Linked DNA regions of Homo sapiens: region 1 is linked to region 2. Evidence: read pairs that join two places in POLR2A ChIA-PET (ENCODE). Cell type or tissue: GM12878. All regions are shown on one strand. Each heading gives the region's core, and the rest is flanking DNA. Links, peaks and the distances in the headings are about the cores only. Region 1 overlaps MYO5A (myosin VA). Region 2 overlaps MYO5A (myosin VA).

Region 1 (9,154 bases), core at 2,042-7,041, 60 kb after region 2:
GTGGTCCGCAGGAGGTACAAGATTAGACGAGCTGCCACTATCGTTCTTCAGTCTTACTTGCGAGGCTTCTTGGCCAGAAATAGGTATCGCAAGGTGAGGCATTATTTTCAACTTTGTTTATTCATTCTATTAGCATTAACCAAATTTCACATCTATACAGAGTACCACAGGGGCTACAATGAAGGTAGGAACTGTATGGGGACAACCAGCTATTGAAATGCATATTTATTTATTTTAAAAAATTCTTTTTTAGAAATAGGATCTCGCTCTGTCACCCTGGCTGGGGTGCAGTGGTGCAGTCATAGTACACTGCAGCCTCAAACTCCTGGCCTCAAGCAGTCTTCCCACTGTGGCTTCCCAAAGTGCTGAGATTATAGGTATGAGCCATTGTGCACATGCCCAGCCTGAAATGCATTTTAAAATACTAAATAATCACATACAGTTATTAACAAAACAATGGGAAAAAAACTTTTACCTCCTTCTTTCTCTTTGTTTATATAATTTGAAAAAAAAAGTATGTTAGTTTACTGTGGCTGCTATAATAAATTATCACAAACTTGTTACCTTAAAACAGCCAAAATTAATTCTCTCAGAGTTCTGGAGACCAGAAGTCCAAAATCATTATCAATGGGACAAAATCAAGTTGTCAGCAGGCTGCTCTCCTTCCAGAAGCTCCAGGGGAGAATCCATTCCTTGCCTCTTGCAGCTTCTGGTGGCTGCCAGCATTCCTGTGCTTGTAGCCACATCAGTCCAGTCTCAGCCTCTGTTTTCACAGCATTTTCTCTTCTGTGTATCTGACTTGACTTCTCCTATCTGCCTCTTATAAGAATAATTATGATAGCATTTGGTTCCACCCATGTGATCCAGGATAATCCTCCCATCTGAAGACCCTTAACCTAATCACATCTGCAAAGGCCCTTTTTCTGAATAAATAGCATTTGCAGGTTCCAGGGATTAGCACCTAATTTCCTTGGGGCCCCCTATTCAGATGACTACAGAGAACTTTGAATAGATAGAATATATGACAAACAGGTTAAAGGTTATTCCAAGAATGAGACAACCTTGGAAGAATTTACCATGGTGAAGAGGAGGCAAATTATAACATTAATGTGGTTAAAATTGTATTGACAGATACAATGCTCCAAAAGTTTTTGACAAATAATCTTACATCTAGCAATAATTAATGGGGTCACCAGAGTAGTCTTAATTATCACCTGTGACCATTGATGAACGATTTTTATCTCTTTCATTTTGGCAAGGTTTGGAGTCTATCCTACAGGCTATATTTCAAATCAGTGAGAAATACAAGCCTGGATATTAGAGCTCTATGGACATCACCATTAGAAGGAGCATTAATGGGGTGATTTGGGTCTCTAAGCACAGACAGTATATGGGTGTGACCTAGGCCCTATTTATTTATTTATTTATTTATTTATTTATTTTTATTTGAAGTGATTTTAGACAACAAAAAATTCGAAACTGGTGAGGCTTGAATGAGTGTATTTAATAGCTGTGTTTTGAAGATAGCTACTCCAGATCTTTCTGCTCACCCCTCCTTTATGTAGTCTCATGCTCTTTCTATATAAGCGTGAGATTTTAGGGAGGAAAGAGGTTTGAAGTTGCTTTTCAGATACACCAAACTAGTTACCTTCCTGTGTTCCTCACTACTTTCCTTAGGAACATCTGAGCTGGGTTTTGAGGTCACTGGTTTAGCAGTGGCAGCCTCCGGCCAGCTCAGGCTCCCACTGTGACTGGACAGGGTGGAAGGTGGTAGCGTAGAGGCTTGCTCACATGTAAGCCAACAGCCATCACATTAGTGCTCCTTCTAGCTGTATTTCAGGTCCAAGGTTCCCCTTCATGAGATTTGGAGTGGGGGGGTCTTAAAGAGAGTACAGGTGTTGATTAATTTCTCTCACTCATGATGAAAGTGAGATTGAAAATGGAAGCTCTGATTAAATGCTGTTTCCATTTGACTAAAATTACAAAAATGGACCCATGTCCAAAGTTACATGGGAGAAGCAAATGGAACAGGAAAATTGGCATTAATAGTTTTATTTATCCAGTCACTGTGCCTGGCTACCTCTTCTTAAAATTCAAGAATTTCTTCTCCATCTTTCCTAGAAAATGTTTACACGGTGTCTTTTTGGTGCTCTTTAGCGACAACAAATTCATCTAATAAGGCAAACTTTTGTTTGTTTATAAGTTTAGGGAAATATCATTTTTTTTTAGGAAATGTAACATAAAATCAAAAGTAAGATTAGTTTGTTTCACATCTTTTTACTTTTACCTTTCATTTTAAAGCCCCATCCCTCCTACCTTTGAATCCCAAAAGTGGATCCTTGCTACATTTGAAATAGCAATGGAAAATCCTCACTAGAATGGTATTCCTCAAATGTGGTAAACAAGAGTGTCATCTTTTAGTTTCTAAAAAAAAAAAAAATCAATAAATCAGTACAAACTTTTTAGTACCCCAAGTGTTGGCCTCTACAGACAGTTTGCTGCCCATACCCCGTGTCCTCATGCACGGGCCTAATAATGCATAGTGAGGTGGTATCAGCAGTCAGGGTGGTGGGGATATCTCTTATTTTAGTAGCACATAGTTTACAGGATGCCTGGTTCTGTTAATTTTATAGAGGATCATCTGTTGCCAACAGAAATCATATACTAATAAGAAACCTAATGTATTTTTTCTTTCTTTTTATAGTTGTTTTTCTTTTGGTAATCTGGTGCTTTTTATTTAGACAGCTTCCAACTCTATATTCTGCTTAGAATTATACACATAATATGTGCATATGACACATTTTTATGTATGTTTCTGAAATCACCTTCTAAAGTCTACTTTTCAAATCACTTTTAAAAATAATTTTGTAGCCTCCATATATCTGTGATAAGTATAATCTACATAGTACATTGTCAATTCAACTTTTATGTCTTTTCCTCTAGGTAATGTGTGGATTTTCAGCCCGACATAGATTGATAATCATGAGTGTAGTCCAGGGTCTTGACATTGCTTGCCCTTATCCTTTTCTGCAGATACTCCGTGAGCACAAAGCAGTCATCATTCAGAAGCGAGTCCGGGGCTGGCTGGCCCGCACACACTACAAGAGGAGCATGCATGCCATCATCTACCTTCAGTGCTGCTTCAGGCGGATGATGGCCAAGCGTGAGCTAAAGAAGCTCAAAATCGAGGCTCGCTCAGTGGAGCGCTATAAGAAGCTGCACATCGGCATGGAGAACAAGATCATGCAGCTGCAGCGCAAAGTTGATGAGCAGGTGTGTTTCACAAAGGGGCCCTGAGAGTGGAGTATGCCTGAAGAAATCCACCAGGATTATTTTCAATATTGTTTTTCTTTGACTTTACCCTTCGGTCTTAGTAAAAAGTAAAATTATGACCGTATTTATTTCCATAATGGGCATGGAAGTACTTATGAACTCATAAGGTGGATCACAATTGCAAAAACTAAGGCAGGAAGTTATTATTATTATTATTATTATTATTATTATTATTATTATTATTACTATTATTTGAGACAGGGTCTCACTCTGTCGCCCAGGCTAGAGTTCAGTGGCATGGTCACAGCTCACTGCAGCCTCAACCTGCTGGGCTCAAGTGATCTTCCCACCACAGCCTTCTGAGTATATGGGACTACAGGCACGTACTACCACACCCAGCTAATTTTTTTATTTTGTAGAAACAGGGTCTCATGTTGCCAGGCTGTTGCCTCAAGCAATCCTCCTGCCTCAGCCTCCCAAAGTACTGGGATTACAAGCATGAGCTACCATGCCTGGCAGGAAATTATTTTTGAGAACAGAGATCTACTAATGCTTCAAACCTTTATGACCAAGAGTCATATTGTATGTTACTTATTTTTCAAACACCAGCTTGAACCAGGCATACTGTATTTTGTACTTGGCAATGCTCTATCAAAATTATCATTTATTTTCATGTGGTATCATGTTCATTTTACAGATGAGTTGGTTTAGCATTGAAATAGCAAAAGCATCAGGAAAATGTTGATGCTTCTGATGAACTTGCAATCTGTTGCAGAGATAAAAGTTTGTTTGATTAAAGATAGTTACTAATATTTTAGCACATGTAAATGATATAAAGGTAATTAAGAATATAAAAATGCTAAGGAGAGCAAAGCAAAACAGGGATCAGAATGAAATGGGATGGAAGATTTTCTGAGTGGGAGGGAGAAATTTTGAGGTAGTAAACATAAAGATTTGTGAGAAACGTGTGTGTGTGTAGGGAGAGGGTTTTTTTTTTTTGTTTTTTGTTTTAGGACAGATTCTCACCCTGTCACCCAGGCTAAAGTACAGCAGTGCAATCACGGCTCACTACAGCCTCAAACTCCTGGGCTCAAGTGATCCTCCTGCCTCAGCCTCCCAAGTAGCTAGGACTACAGGTACACACCACCATGTCTAGCTAATTTTTAAATTTTTTTGTAAAGACGGGGTCTCATTATGTGCCCAGGCTAGTCTTGAACTCCTGGCCTCTTGTGATCCTCCTGCCTTGGCCTCCCAAAGTGTTGAGACTATAGGTGTGAGCCACTACACCTGGCCAACTTGGGATTTTGAGGCTGTTTTAATCATTCGTACGCATCACTAAGCTAGTAAATGGTTTTTAGCAACATTTTGATCTGTTTTCAAAAACAAGTATAGATCCTCCTATTTCTGAATTAAGAATCAGGAAATTAAGAATTTACTATGTAACTCACCCTGTGACTATGAGAAAATCACATCCATCTTGCTTACCACATCAAACAGAATTGAATTAATTGTGCCTGTTTTCTTCTCTGTTTGTGTCACCTAGAAGGTATTGGTTGTGCTATTGCAAATGTTGTAGTATTTTGGTTGGATACTATATCAATGTTATGATGATATAGCATGAATATGATGAATAAACATGGTTTTCTTACTAAATACATTTGATGATATGTGTATTTACTTATTGTTACTTATGTGTATGTTTAAAGAACAAAGACTACAAATGCCTTGTGGAGAAACTAACCAATCTGGAAGGAATATACAACTCTGAGACTGAGAAACTACGAAGTGACTTAGAACGTCTTCAACTAAGTGAAGAGGAAGCGAAAGTTGCCACTGGGCGGGTCCTTAGTCTGCAGGAAGAAATTGCCAAGCTCCGGAAAGACCTGGAGCAAACTCGTTCAGAGAAAAAATGCATTGAGGAACATGCAGATCGATACAAACAAGAAACAGAGCAGGTAGGAATAATGTCCATATCCCCATCTACTCCGTACACAAAAGAGAGGTGCTGTCATCATGACTTGGTCCGTGTGACTCACTGTTGGTTTTATTAGAAATGCAGTACAAATTTTAGTTGAATTACTGTTCATTATTACTGTTTCCCAAGCATTTATTTCTCATTATCAATGAGTAGGCTGTAGGTCTTTTAGTAGAACTTTCTACTCTAATAAGAACAGAGGCAAAGCTGTATTTTTAGGAGAGAATGGCCAAGTACCTACTAACACTTGTATATTAAAAAAAAAAAAAAAAAAAAAAAGTCAGTCTGGGGCATAGACTCCTTTTAAAAAAAAAGTCAGTCTGGGGCGTAGACTCCTTTTTCTTCAGTAGGGTTAATGTGATTAACCCATTTATGCCTAAGGTTGCAATTTTTTGAATTGCAAAATCAGTCTTTGGCAATGACCTTGAGCAGTAGAATATAAATAACTCCCACATGCTTAGTGTTCTAATAATGGAACATTAGACATAATATTTAGTACCTGATGGTAGGGATCCTTGTTGAAGCCTGCATTAAGGCTGTATTAAGAAGTCCAAGCAGGAGAAGTCTAAATGTCTGCACAGTGATTGCAACCAACAGCTTTACGCAGATGGAACCCTCCCCACAAAATGCTTTCAGATTGACCAGTACTTGCACGCTTCAAATTTGTATTAACATATCAAAACTTTATTAAGTATAGAAGACATTAAGATTGTCAAGTAGTAATGAGATGTACTGCTGAAACATTTGTAAAAGTACCTCAACATTAGGCTTCCTGGAAAAAAGTAATCGATTTTCAGAGATTCCGCTGGTATTACCATCTTTAAATGAAAACAGAGTTGCCTGTGTCAGCTGTAACTGCTGGCAAGAATCCTGATATGGTTTGTCTGTACTGACTTCTAAATGTTAATATCAGCACATGCAGTGAGAACTACAGCAGGAACTTAGATGCAGGTCGGTTAGGATAGGGTGGCTGGTAAAATTGCAGTCCTTCCATGGCATTACAGGTTCCAGTAAAGTAATTCCTCCTATATCTCTAGATCTGTACTCTATATATAGAAACAGCAGTGCCAAAAGGTGAGATTCTTTTCTGTTTTATATAATGTTGTTTTGATACAGCAAGCTTGTTCTCTCAGAATTAAGACGTGCACTCAAAAAGATACTCTTGAATGTTTAAGATCTCTTTTCTTCCCTTTAAGTCTCCCCAAACCACGGAAGCTTTCCAGCTTCGGATTCCTCAGAATCTGTACAGTAGTTAAGTGTGGTGGGAAGATTCTCCTTTCCTTTTCAAAGCCAAGTTCTTGCCTTTCTAGTCTGATAGAATAAACACACAAGCAGATTCAGATTTTTTCTTTCATTTCATTTCATTTTCTCCCACTTCTCACAGAGATAGCTGTAGGCACTAACTTTAGTTCAGACGGTGTTTCCTATGTTGTGTAGGCTGGTCTTGAACTCCTGGCCTCAAGCTGTTTTCCCACATTGGTCTCACAAAGCGCTGGGTTTACAGGTGTGAGCCACTGCGCCTGGCCCCATTAGTTCTTTTGATGGAATGTAGTGATAGGGGAAGAATGAAAACATTTCACTGTGACAGTCAGCTTCATGGTCAGGAAAATGACATTCTCAGTCTGATCAAGGAGCCCAGAAGTTACAGTAGAGTTATGTATGGTTCCTAACCAAGAGCATTTATCAAAACTGCTGGGGAGTTTTTATATAAAAAGGGAGCTATCCAGACTCTGGGAGTGTGGGCTAGGCACATTATTTTGAAAAAGTACCATAGGTGATTGGTTGTGCACCCCTACCAAACAAGAGCCTCTCCTGAAAGCCCACAGAGAGCTGGGGCTTTTTTTACTGAGAGTGGATGTTAAGGCAAGGTCAGTCCAGAGGGAAAAGACTGAGCCCTCGGAAGGGATACCTACTGGACTGATGTCTGCTGTGTGTGGCACAGTGTAGTTATCCAACTTTCCTGCTCCCTGGAGCCCTCTTTTCCTGTCCTAAACCCCCTGACATGACAAGAGATTTGCCTGCCAGTTCTCTCCCTATTATTAAAGCTCTTGTTTTCAGAGTTCCTTAAACTTTAGCTTAGAAAAAGGAATTCAGATTTTACTCATCATAAGCACACACTTTATTCCAAAGATGAGCTGAGTAAATTATGTACTTTGCAAAATTACCTTTGGTTTTAACTTTTCCTTCCTGGGAATCCTTATCCAGCAAAGAACTAGAAAGTTAAGAGTCAACTTGTGTGTGTGTGTGTGTGTGTGTGTGTGTGTGTGTGTGTGTGTGTTTTAAAATATACATGACATAAAATTTACCATTTTCACCATTTTTAAGTGGACAGTTCTGTGGCATTAAGTACATTGACATTGTTGTAATGTCAATGCTTATTTAAACATGGAATAAAAGGACTAGTTCTCAGCCTTGTAAAACTCTTAAAGGGAGATGAAAGAGAAATTCTCTTTCTTGACATCAGATGGGAGAATCAAAAGCTCTTCAGTGAATTTCCCAAACTAAACATCCTCATATCCTTCTTAACCTCCTTAATCTCCCCACTTGAATCATGGGTACACATAAGCTTTGTGTGAAAGCATTCAGAGGAGAAGGTAATATCAATTACCTTTGAGAGCAAATGCTGACTTAGTGCCAGGCAATTTTTTAATGTTTAATGTAAAGTAAAACTTTAATGTTTTAATGTTTAATGTAAAGTAAAAAACCATCACCATCCTTATCCTTCAAGAAATTCTAGTCTATTCTGGAAAAGAGGAAAGTAAATCATTTATAACGGATATAAAGAGCATATACAGGGTCTTGTAGTAGCACAGGGAAAAGACAGCTAATTGAAGGGGGTTTCAGGAAGGCTCTTGGGAGGGAGTAATGCTTGAGCAAGTTTGTAAGGTGACTAGACATAACCAGGCAAAGACAGGGAGCACAGAGGTGGTGGAAGTAAGGAATGACTGCTTATGGTCTTTATCCTTGGTCATCAGGCTTCCTCTGTCCATTGCAACCATCTCAGTTTATTGTTTCATTTCGTAGCTGGTATCAAATCTGAAGGAAGAAAATACTTTGCTGAAGCAAGAAAAAGAAGCCCTCAATCACCGCATCGTGCAGCAGGCTAAGGAGATGACAGGTAAAGCTTATATGCGTACTACACGCCAACCAACCTCACACCAAAGTTATGTAAGTTACAATGTCATTTGATGAGTTACACAACATTATTTAGAATTTAAATATTTTTAAAAGTTGAGGCTGTCATCAGCAAATTTATAAAGTTCCAAGAGGCAACAGATCAGATATTTTGGTTGAATTCGTTGCTTGATAAACTTGTAAATCTGGTATCTCTAGGTACAAATGTGAACTCCGGTTCAGTCAGTGTCATATGTAATTTTTTTTTAAAATTAATTTGTTCTGCATGTGTGATTTACTAGTTAAGGCTTATAGGATTCCTAATGATTTAGTAAGAATTTTTGAGCTGATATGTGTATATTTCTGTGTGTGTGTGTATTGTCTTTTTTTTTTTTTTTTTTTTTTGCTAAATCAATGGATGTTATTCTAAGATTCACCACTCTTTGCTAGTCTAAAAAAACACTAATTTTTAAAATAGAGAACTAACTAGATATGGACATTTATTCTATTTTCTGTTTGTGGGGTAGGTTAGAATGGTGATAAGTTTATAAGGAATCCACATATATATAAATATGGGGTAAGAAGATACAGATCTATACAGTAATTAGTGGTGGAAATGGAAGAGAAAAGATGGTTTGGAATGGGGATATATTATATGAAAATAATACATTTTCATATACATTCTGTTGATTACACTGGTATTCAAAAAAGGCAAAAATGTTCTAAGATTTTACAATGAGATAACAAAACAATAAAGATATGTTATTAGTAATACGGATATTGAGAAAAAAG
Region 2 (9,154 bases), core at 2,505-7,504:
CTCTCTGAGGCTAGGAGTTTGAGACCAGCCTGGCCAACATGGCGAAACCCTGTCTCTACTAAAAATACAACAACAACAAAAAAGTAGCCAGGTGTGGTGGCAGGCACCTGTAATCCCAGCTACTTGGGAGGCTGAGGCAGGAGAATCGCTTGAACCCCAGAAGCGGAGGCTGCAATGAGCCGAGATCATGCCATTGCACTCCAACCTGGGCAACAAGAGGAAAACTCTGTGTCAGAAAAACAGAAAACAAAAAAACTGTGATGGCTATTTGTCCTACTGTTTTCTTGTTAAAATGTCCTTTATTTTGTAAAACGATGGTGATATTAGACAGTAAATTGGTATTTATGTTGCCTCTGCTGAGTGTGAGGGCTTTAGCCTCTACTTGTCTGTAAGTGCTGCCAATAATTAATGGTTTTATAATCTTACTTGTCAAGACTAAAAGTTAGTTAATAACCTTATATCAGTCCCCAAACTTTAAGTAAAAAATTTTACCAGCCATGAAATCTAGTAGTTTGGAAACTATGGCAATATACCACAGCAGCTTCCCAATAGGAAGGCTTGAAAATATTTGTCAGTAAAGAGGTTAACATAGGCTGGGCATGGTGGCTCATGCCTGTAATCCCAGCACCTTGAGAGGCCAAGGCGGGTGGATCATGAGGTCAGGAGATCGAGACCATCCTGGCTAACACGGTGAAACCCTGTCTCTACTAAAAATAGAAAAAAATTAGCTGGGTGTGGTGGCATGTGCCTATAGTCCCAGCTGCTCGGGAGGCCGAGGCAGGAGAATCACTTGAACCCAGGAGGCGGAGGTTGCAGTGAGCCGAGATCGTGCCACTGCACTCCAGCCTGGGTGACAGAGTGACAGAGTGAGACTCCGTCTCAAAAAAAAAAAAAAAAAAAAAGAGGTTAACGTAATATCCAGGACAGTGGCATGGCATGCTGAAATGTTTTTCTTAATTTAAATTATCTTGAATCTCAGATCTACCTGTACTTTCGTTCACCCACTTTCTTTTCGCTTTCTCCTATCTGTAAGTTCATCACTGGGTCATATAAATTTCTCTTGTACTTGGGAATGACCTTGTTACAAGCTTCCAGAACTTTGTGCCCAGTACTTAGAATAGTCATTACATTATCACAGTTCTTTGGGAAGTTGCCCCATATTTAACATACTCAAATCCAAATGCTCCTTCTCAAAGCTCCAAGTAAATTAGTACCCTGATTATTGTTAAAAATGAAATCTAGAGGTGAATTTACATGAAATGAGGATACAGATACAGGCCAGAGACCGGGTTCAGTCTGGCCCATGCCAGCCATGATTGATTGTGTCATGTCTTTCCCTTGCTGGCTGAATCTAGGATTCCTGTTTTCATATGTGATTTGTTCATGAAAATGGGCATTTAGGTTTAGTGTATGTGTGTTTTAAAGGGAAATTTCTTCCCAGAGAGTCCAAGCACATAAAAACACTTCTTCAATGTGGTATTCGAAAGATTTGTGCATGTTAGTATATTTTGTTCTTTTTCTTCAAAATTGACCACATAATCTTCTGGCTTATGTCCAGGGAGTATCTAGTTGAGGCAAAATATTTGCTGCTTTGGGAATCCCTGATGATTACCATGCCTTTTTCATGATGTTGAGGCTACAGGAGCTAAGCTTATTAGTGACTGGCTGTGCCATTTTTACCATTTCCCACTCATCTTTATAAAATAATGAAGGCAAAATGCTGAACAACCGTGTTTCTTCAGTTTTAAAAAATCTGTTATTTTTATTCTCCTCTTCTCCCTACTGTGATGGCTCCTGAAGGATGTCTGAGAAATCACTAAGGCTTTGCAGAGCACAGGATGCAAACCACCATAAAAAAATCCAAATTGTGGGCCGGGCACGGTGGCTCATGACTGTAATCCCAGCACTTTGGGAGGCTGAGGCAGGTGGGTCACGAGGTCAGGGGTTCGAGACCAGCCTGGCCAACATGGTGAAACCCCGTCTCTACTAAAAATACAAAAATTAGCTGGGCACAGTGGCACATGCCTGTAGTCCCAGCTACTCGTGAGGCTGAGGCAGGAGAATCACTTGAACCCGGGAGGCAGAGGTGGCAGTGAGCCGAAATCGTGCCACTGCACTCCAGCCTGGGCAACAGAGCGAGACTGTATCTCAAAAAAAAAAAAAAAAAAGAAAAAGAAAGAACAAAAAAATCCAAATTGTAAACCCAGCCATAAAAAGATGGCAGTGCTGTTGAAACTGGCAGAACCACAACACCATAGCTTCAAAAATAGATCTTATGTGTACATTTTAACCTAAAATTATACTTTCAGGTGGCATTTACTGTGTAAAGCAAAGTCAAGCTTTGATCATAACTGTTTTTTCAGAGCACACTTTTTATATAATTTGGGAATGGTGGTGCTATGAGAGCTAAAATATTTTTTGTTTACTAATTTAAAAAGTAAATTTCAGCTGGACGTGGTGGCTCACACCTGTAATCCCAGCACTTTGGGAGGCTGAGGCGGGTGGATCACCTGAGGTCAGGAGTTTGGAGACCAGCTTGGCCAATATGGCGAAACTCCATCTTTATTAAAAACAAAAAAATTAGCTGAGTGTGGTGGCAGGCGCCTGTAATTCCAGCTACTCAGGAGGCTGAGGCAGGAGAATTGCTTGAACCCAGGAGGCAGAGGTTGCTGTGAGCTGAGATCATGCCACTGTACTCCAGCCTGGGCAACAAGAGCTTAACTCTGTCTCAAAAAAAAAAAAAAAAAAAAAAAAGTGAATTTCATGTTGGCCAAGATTTCTTTTTTCATAAATTGTTTAATTATAAATAGTTATCATATGTTTATATATGATTGTAAAATAATTGATTTGCTAGTTTAAATTTTTTTCTTTTTGTCTTCTAGTTTGCCAGGGTTTGGATACCTGATCCAGAGGAAGTCTGGAAGTCAGCAGAGCTGCTCAAAGATTATAAGCCAGGAGATAAAGTCCTCCTGCTTCACCTCGAGGAAGGAAAGGTGAGATCTCACTTTCATTTGTTGTCATTGGCATAAAGTGAAGGGAGTTCAAAAGTGTAAATTTACTGTGAAGTAAACTCCCAATGGAAGTTAAATTTTGAACTTACCTAGAATTTTTACTTACTAAATTGGTAAAAATGGCAAACTCAGTTTTCTATCCTGATAGTGTTTTTAATGGCATAGATTAGTGAAAATAGCAGATACTTTAAAAAGCTTCTATTTTGGCCTGTGAATTTATTATGATTATCAGGTTTAGATTCACATCTAATCCTAAAACTCTTGCATTTAACTGGTGTGCTATGGGGAGTGCTTGTAGTGTTTTTAAAAAGAGGCATGGTGCCAGGTCTTAGAGGAGACTCATTGGTGGCAGCATGGAGAGCAAAACTGAGGGGAAGATACTAGTTGGGAGGAAGGCGGGGAAGAATTAGGCCAATTAGGAGGGCTTTTAATACCAAACTAGGGAATTAACTTATTTAACATTTATTGGTCATCTGCTTTGTTAGGCAAAATGTTCGGCACTTTGGAGTGAATTTTCTCACGTTAAATTTCACACCAACCCTATGGGTTGGCAGGTGATATAATCACTATTTTCCAAATAAGAAAGCCAAACTTCAAAGTCATTAAGTAGTTTTGCTCAAGGTCACACAGCCAGGAAGTGGCTTTTGGAATTTGAAGTGAGATTTGAACACAGATGACTCTAAGATGAGTGCTTATACTATTTGACTATATTGGATTTTTGCAGATTGCTGGCCATGACCAGTTGCTTAAGGTGATGTCTGCCATGTTATCCACTGTAAAGTTACTGTTTTCCCTTTGTAATTAATGAATGTCATTGTGTTGGGGCAGATGCTTTGAGGCCACTCATATATCCTGCTTCTCCTTAAACTTTTCCTGCTAATATTTGCCCAGTGTTCATTACTGTGTCTTGCCTGCAGCAAATATCGTTGTGTTCTAGTGGTGATTCTCCATTTCTTTCCTTCCTTCTATACTTATTAACTAGAATTCTTCTATAGGGAAGGAAGTATTGTTTCTCCTCTCCCATTTATTTATTACTTTAATCATTTATTTATTATGGGCTCATGGGTATTTCTTTTATTCTTCATTACTATCATTATTTATTTTATCAATTAAATTGTTCCAGCTTTGGTCATTGAGATCTCTCTTAGATTGGGTCCTTTGACTTTTTTGACAGGTCCCTATCCTTTTTTATTTTTTTTTGAGGCAGGGTCTCACTTTGTCACCCAGGCTAGAGTGCAGTGGCTTGATCATGCCTCCCAGGCTCAGCCTCCCTCCCTAGTGGCTGGAACCACAGGCATGAGCCACCATGCCTGGCTAATTTTTAAATTTTTTTAGTAGAGATGGAGTCTCAATATGTTGCCCAGGCTAGTCTCGAACTCCTGAGCTCAAGCAGTCCTCCCACCTCGGTCTCCTGAAGTGCTGGGATTATAGGCATGAGCCACTGTGCCTGGCTTATTTTTTTTTTTTTTTTTAGATATAGCACTTCTCCTGGTACCCTAAGATACTTACCCTGTATTTCCCCTTTCCCAGCCCTGTTACCTTATATTGGAGGATAGTATTTGACAGCCAAGATCTGAGCACTAGGTGTGCTCATTGCTATTGAGATGACACCACTTCTCAGCCCTCTTAGCATAGAGAGCTAGAAAAATATATACATGGATGGATAGATAGATACTAATATGTATGCATACTATACTAATGTATACTCAACCATCTATACTTACTTTATGTCTATGTTTACATATGTATGTATGTGTTTGTATGTATGTATTTTATATATATAATGTGTTTTTAGAGATGGTTGTCTTGCTATGTTGCCCAGGCTAGTCTTGAACTGCTGGGCTCAAGAAGTCGTTTTACCTCGTCCTCCCAAAGTGCTGGGATTAAAGGCATCAGCTACTGCACTAGACTTTTTTTTTTTTTTTGAGACGGAATTTTGCTCTGTCACCCAGGCTGGAGTATTGTGGTGCAATCTCGGCTCACTGCAGCCTCCACCTCCCGGGTTCAAATGATTCTTGTGCCTCAGCTTCCTGAGTAGCTGGGATTACAGGCGCATGCCACCATGCCTGGCTAATTTTTGTGTTTTTAGTAGAGACAGGATTTTACCATGTTGGCCAGGCGGGTCTCAAACTCCCAACCTCAAGTGATCCACCCACCTCGGCCTCCCAAAGTGCTGGGATTACAGGCATGAGCCACTGCACCCAGCCTTGACTTTTTTTAAAAAAAATAAAACCCGTGAGTTAATAGGGATCCTTTTTTCTCCAGTCCAATGCCACCAGGTTCATTCTATTATTCTTCCTTTGATTATGTGTACTATAACTTCTCTTTTTGGTTTTCATTAGCTATATTACTTATTCATTATAGACATAAAGTTATTTCAGAATTGCTAATCCATACCCTATTATAAGAAGCAGATTTGCCAACCAGAGTACAGTGTCTATGTTTAATTTTATTAATCCTTAGTATTTTTTAAAAATCTAGAAATAGAATGATACATACCTTTAATAAAAGCAAGACTAGGGACAGGGGTCAAACAAGAAGAACAGACATTATAAAATTCCTGAACTATTCAAGAATCATTCTCTTTTTAGAAACTATAGTCACTTAGGGTCCTAGAATAAAATAGAGAAAGCATGGCTTTTGTAATAGTAGAAGAGTATATTTATTTAATGATGTCCAGTGATTCCAGAGGAGCAGTTTATGTCCATTTAAAGCCTAACTCCAAGAAGGAAATTTCTGTGAAGATGTTACAGATCTTCTCTACCTTTCAAATTAGTGTCTTCTCTAATATTTCAATTTCAGCTTCTCCCCACACTAGCCACAAACAACCCCACCCTGTAATGAAGACTGAGGAAAGAGCTCTGGGTTGCCCTTCTGCCATTCTGGAGTCTCCTGGCTAATACCAGAACAGACAATTGTGTATTTACAGGGCCAATGCAAGGACCAGTCAGCCCCAGGCAAGGGTGATATTCTCTGATAAACAGGCAGCAAGAAATGCTGAGTGGTAAATTGTTAATTTTTCTCTCCTTTAGCATAATTCGTTCAAATATGATTTGAATATTTGACCTCTGTATATATTTTTAGTATTACCATAACTGGCTTTTTACAAAACCTTGTCCCTCCCTACAACTAAATTGAATTTTTATTCCTATTCACTTGTCCTATGTTATTTGCCCCTTTATATAGTTAAGTGACAATATTCATGGTTGGCTGTGCCATGAAGCCGTATTCCCGTGACTTTAAAGTGAATAGTGGCTAGTAATGGTCACTCACACCTGTAATCCCAGCATTTGGGAGGCCAATGCAGGAGGATCCCTTGAGGCCAGGAGTTCGAGATCAGCCTGGGCAACATAGTGAGACCCCCATCTCTATTAAAAATTAACTGAATAGTACTTGTTAACTTTTGGGACCAGGAACCCTATTAAAATGTCGTTTGTTTTGTTTTGTTTTGTTTTTTTGTTTTTTTTTGAGATGGAGTCTCGCTCTGTAGCCCAGGCTGGAGTTCAGTAGCGTGATCTTGGCTCACTGCAACCTCTGCCTCCAGGGTTCAAGTGATTCTCCTGGCTCAGCCTCCCGAGTATTTGGAATTACAGGTGCCCACCACCACGCCTGGATAATTTTTGAGTTTTTAGTAGAGATGGGGTTTCACCATGTTGGCCAGGCTGGTCTCGAACTCCTGACCTCAGGTGATCCACCCACCTCGGCCTCCCAAAGTGTTGGGATTACAGGCATGAGCCACCATGCCTGGCCAATTTTTGTATTTTTAATAAAGACGGAGTCTTGCCATGTTGGCCAGGCTGGTCTCGAACTCCTGACCTCAGGTAATCCGCCCGCCTTGGCTTCCCAAAGTACTGGGATTACAGGTGTGAGCCACTGTGTCCGGCCTAAATCTGATGAATGAATAAGCATATGCACAGAAAAAAACAAAAAGCAAACAAAACAAAAATCTCATGAAAACTATGAATTGTCTTGCCTCAAAAAAAGTACACATATGTGCACATACACACAGAGTTGTTGCACGTAATTTCAGGGGATTCTTGGGTATCTAGTGGTTTAAGGATTCCTAAGTACTTACCACATGCCGGACTTGCCTCATTTACTTTTTTACCACAACCCTGTTAGCCCATTTTACAAATGAAGGATTTGGGTGAAATACTGTAACTCAAGACCACATAAAAAGTAAGTATTAGTATCAGGATTTGAATCCTGGGCAATCTGATCCTAGAGCCAAGCTCTCGACCACTCTTTTATATTGTCCGCCACTTTTTTATAGGTAAAAGGGGTTGGAGGAGAGAAACATATTTAAAAGTTTAAAACTTCTGATTCAGTACGTGGGTGAAAAAGGTCTAGGCTATGGCTTTCAAAGTATATTAGCAAAAATTGTTAATACAGGTTGGTATGTCTAATGAAAACGCACTTCATATTGTTTCCATCTCCACCAGTTTCTGTGATATTGGAAGGTGCTAGGAAAATAATGCATTTAATAGCTGAGAAGCAAATCAGGAATAGGAAGTAAGCAAAATGCATGGGCCTCTTTCACAGTCCTTGCCATAATTCATCCAGATGCTGTGCCTTGTGCATTTTCAGGATTTGGAATACCATCTAGATCCAAAGACCAAGGAGCTGCCTCACTTACGAAATCCTGACATACTTGTTGGTGAAAATGACCTCACAGCCCTCAGCTATCTTCATGAGCCTGCTGTGCTCCATAATCTCAGAGTCCGCTTTATTGATTCCAAACTTATTTATACGTATTGTGGTAAGTATGCTTTGCTTTCCGAATAGACTGTGGACTCTTTCCTCTAATGGACATAGCCATAGAAATATTGTACATGGGGAAAGCAGGCTGTGGTTGGATTTTCTCTAAGAGACAAAATCACTTGAGCGTTATCAGAAAGATTTACCAAGTTGCATTTATGCTGAATAAACTCATTTGTGACCTTACATAATTTTGCTAAAAATAAAAAGACTGGGCCCATCTTTTGGAATTTTTTTCCCCTTACAGAAGTCATATGTCAGATTTAGTGCCAAATTCACCAGTTGTTTTCTTCTCTTCCAAAAACTACTACACGAAGAGTAGATGTCCAAGGACTTATCTTTGGAGCAGGTTCAAGAGATTTAGTGTTATCTTGTGGTCAATTACTCAGCCATGCAGAACTAACTTGACTCGTGGTGATTCGTCTTGCTCACTCCTGCTTGCCTGGGCCCCTGCTCATTGCAGTGTTAGCTGCCAGCCACCCAGCTCATGGTGCTTTTTATCTCTCCAAGAAATAAAGCCTCTGCATGTGTGTGTGTTTGTGTTCCTTTCCCCCTTCTCCAGCTTTCCTTCTTTTTTCTCTCTTTCCCAGTTTGTTCTTATCTTTTATTTTCTCCCTTTTCTCTGGCTATTTTTTCTCCGCTGACGTCTTACCATTCTTTCACTAATCACTCTGTCCTCGGAAGCTCAAATCTGGATTTCCATTCATTCGTGTGGTATATCCAACTCAGTGCTCATGATTTCTTCATTACTCTCCTGTTTTAGACAGGAACAGCCACCTTTTCTTCTTAAAATAATTAACATCCTTTATATCATTGATACTAACTTTTCCTTTCTGGTAACTATTTCTGTTTCTCAATTGTTATTTTTCTTCCATTTTTTTTCCTTGCACATGTGTTACCTTCTCAGTGAAGTCTTGTCTAGCCACCCTATCAAGTCAGAAACCCCTCCTTACTGTGTTTCTTCCCTGCATTATTTTTTGCCTTCTTTTCCTTATTACAATTTAATCTGAGATTATGTATATATATATTTTCTTACTTATCTTGTTAATTGTCTGAATTTCCCACTAGAGTTTAAGTTCCATGAGGGTAAAGATTAGTCTTTTTTGTTTGTTTGTTTGTTTACTGTTGTAAGTTCAGCATTTAGAAATGACTTTACACATAGTTGGAGCTGAATAAACATTTATTGAATGGACGACTTCATTAAGTTAATATACACCTACAGAAAAATTCTTAGGAAATACAGAAAAGTATAAAAAAAGGAAAAACAATTATATGTAACTCACCACTGAAAAATAGCCAGTATTAATATTGATTTACATCCTTTCTCTTTGTATGCATAAGTTGATAGAAAATTGGAATCAGTCTATATATAGTTTTGTATTATG

What was found. ChIA-PET counts read pairs that join two places held together with the same protein. Peaks named below come from ENCODE experiments on the same cell type or tissue, not always from the same donor. Only the 100,000 strongest peaks of a DNase experiment are listed, where the experiment ranks them.
Region 1: POLR2A ChIA-PET joins it to region 2 with 7 read pairs; 4 of 35 experiments call an interaction of 5 or more read pairs at or near these places.

What each region holds. Positions count from the first base shown.
Region 1 is chr15:52,366,243-52,375,396 of GRCh38, reverse strand. MYO5A (myosin VA) reads left to right here. Exons shown (of 42, transcript NM_001382347.1): 20 at 1-93; 21 at 3,034-3,273; 22 at 4,980-5,228; 23 at 8,273-8,366. Among named protein-coding and RNA genes, the nearest start is that of MYO5C, 75 kb to the right of the region's middle. In GM12878, for the core only: no CTCF peak of the experiment used is centred there; a DNase peak (open chromatin) is centred at 5,121; H3K27ac peaks cover 240 bases.
Region 2 is chr15:52,427,014-52,436,167 of GRCh38, reverse strand. MYO5A (myosin VA) reads left to right here. Exons shown (of 42, transcript NM_001382347.1): 2 at 2,883-2,993; 3 at 7,599-7,770. Among named protein-coding and RNA genes, the nearest start is that of MYO5A, 97 kb to the left of the region's middle. In GM12878, for the core only: no CTCF peak of the experiment used is centred there; no DNase peak of the experiment used is centred there.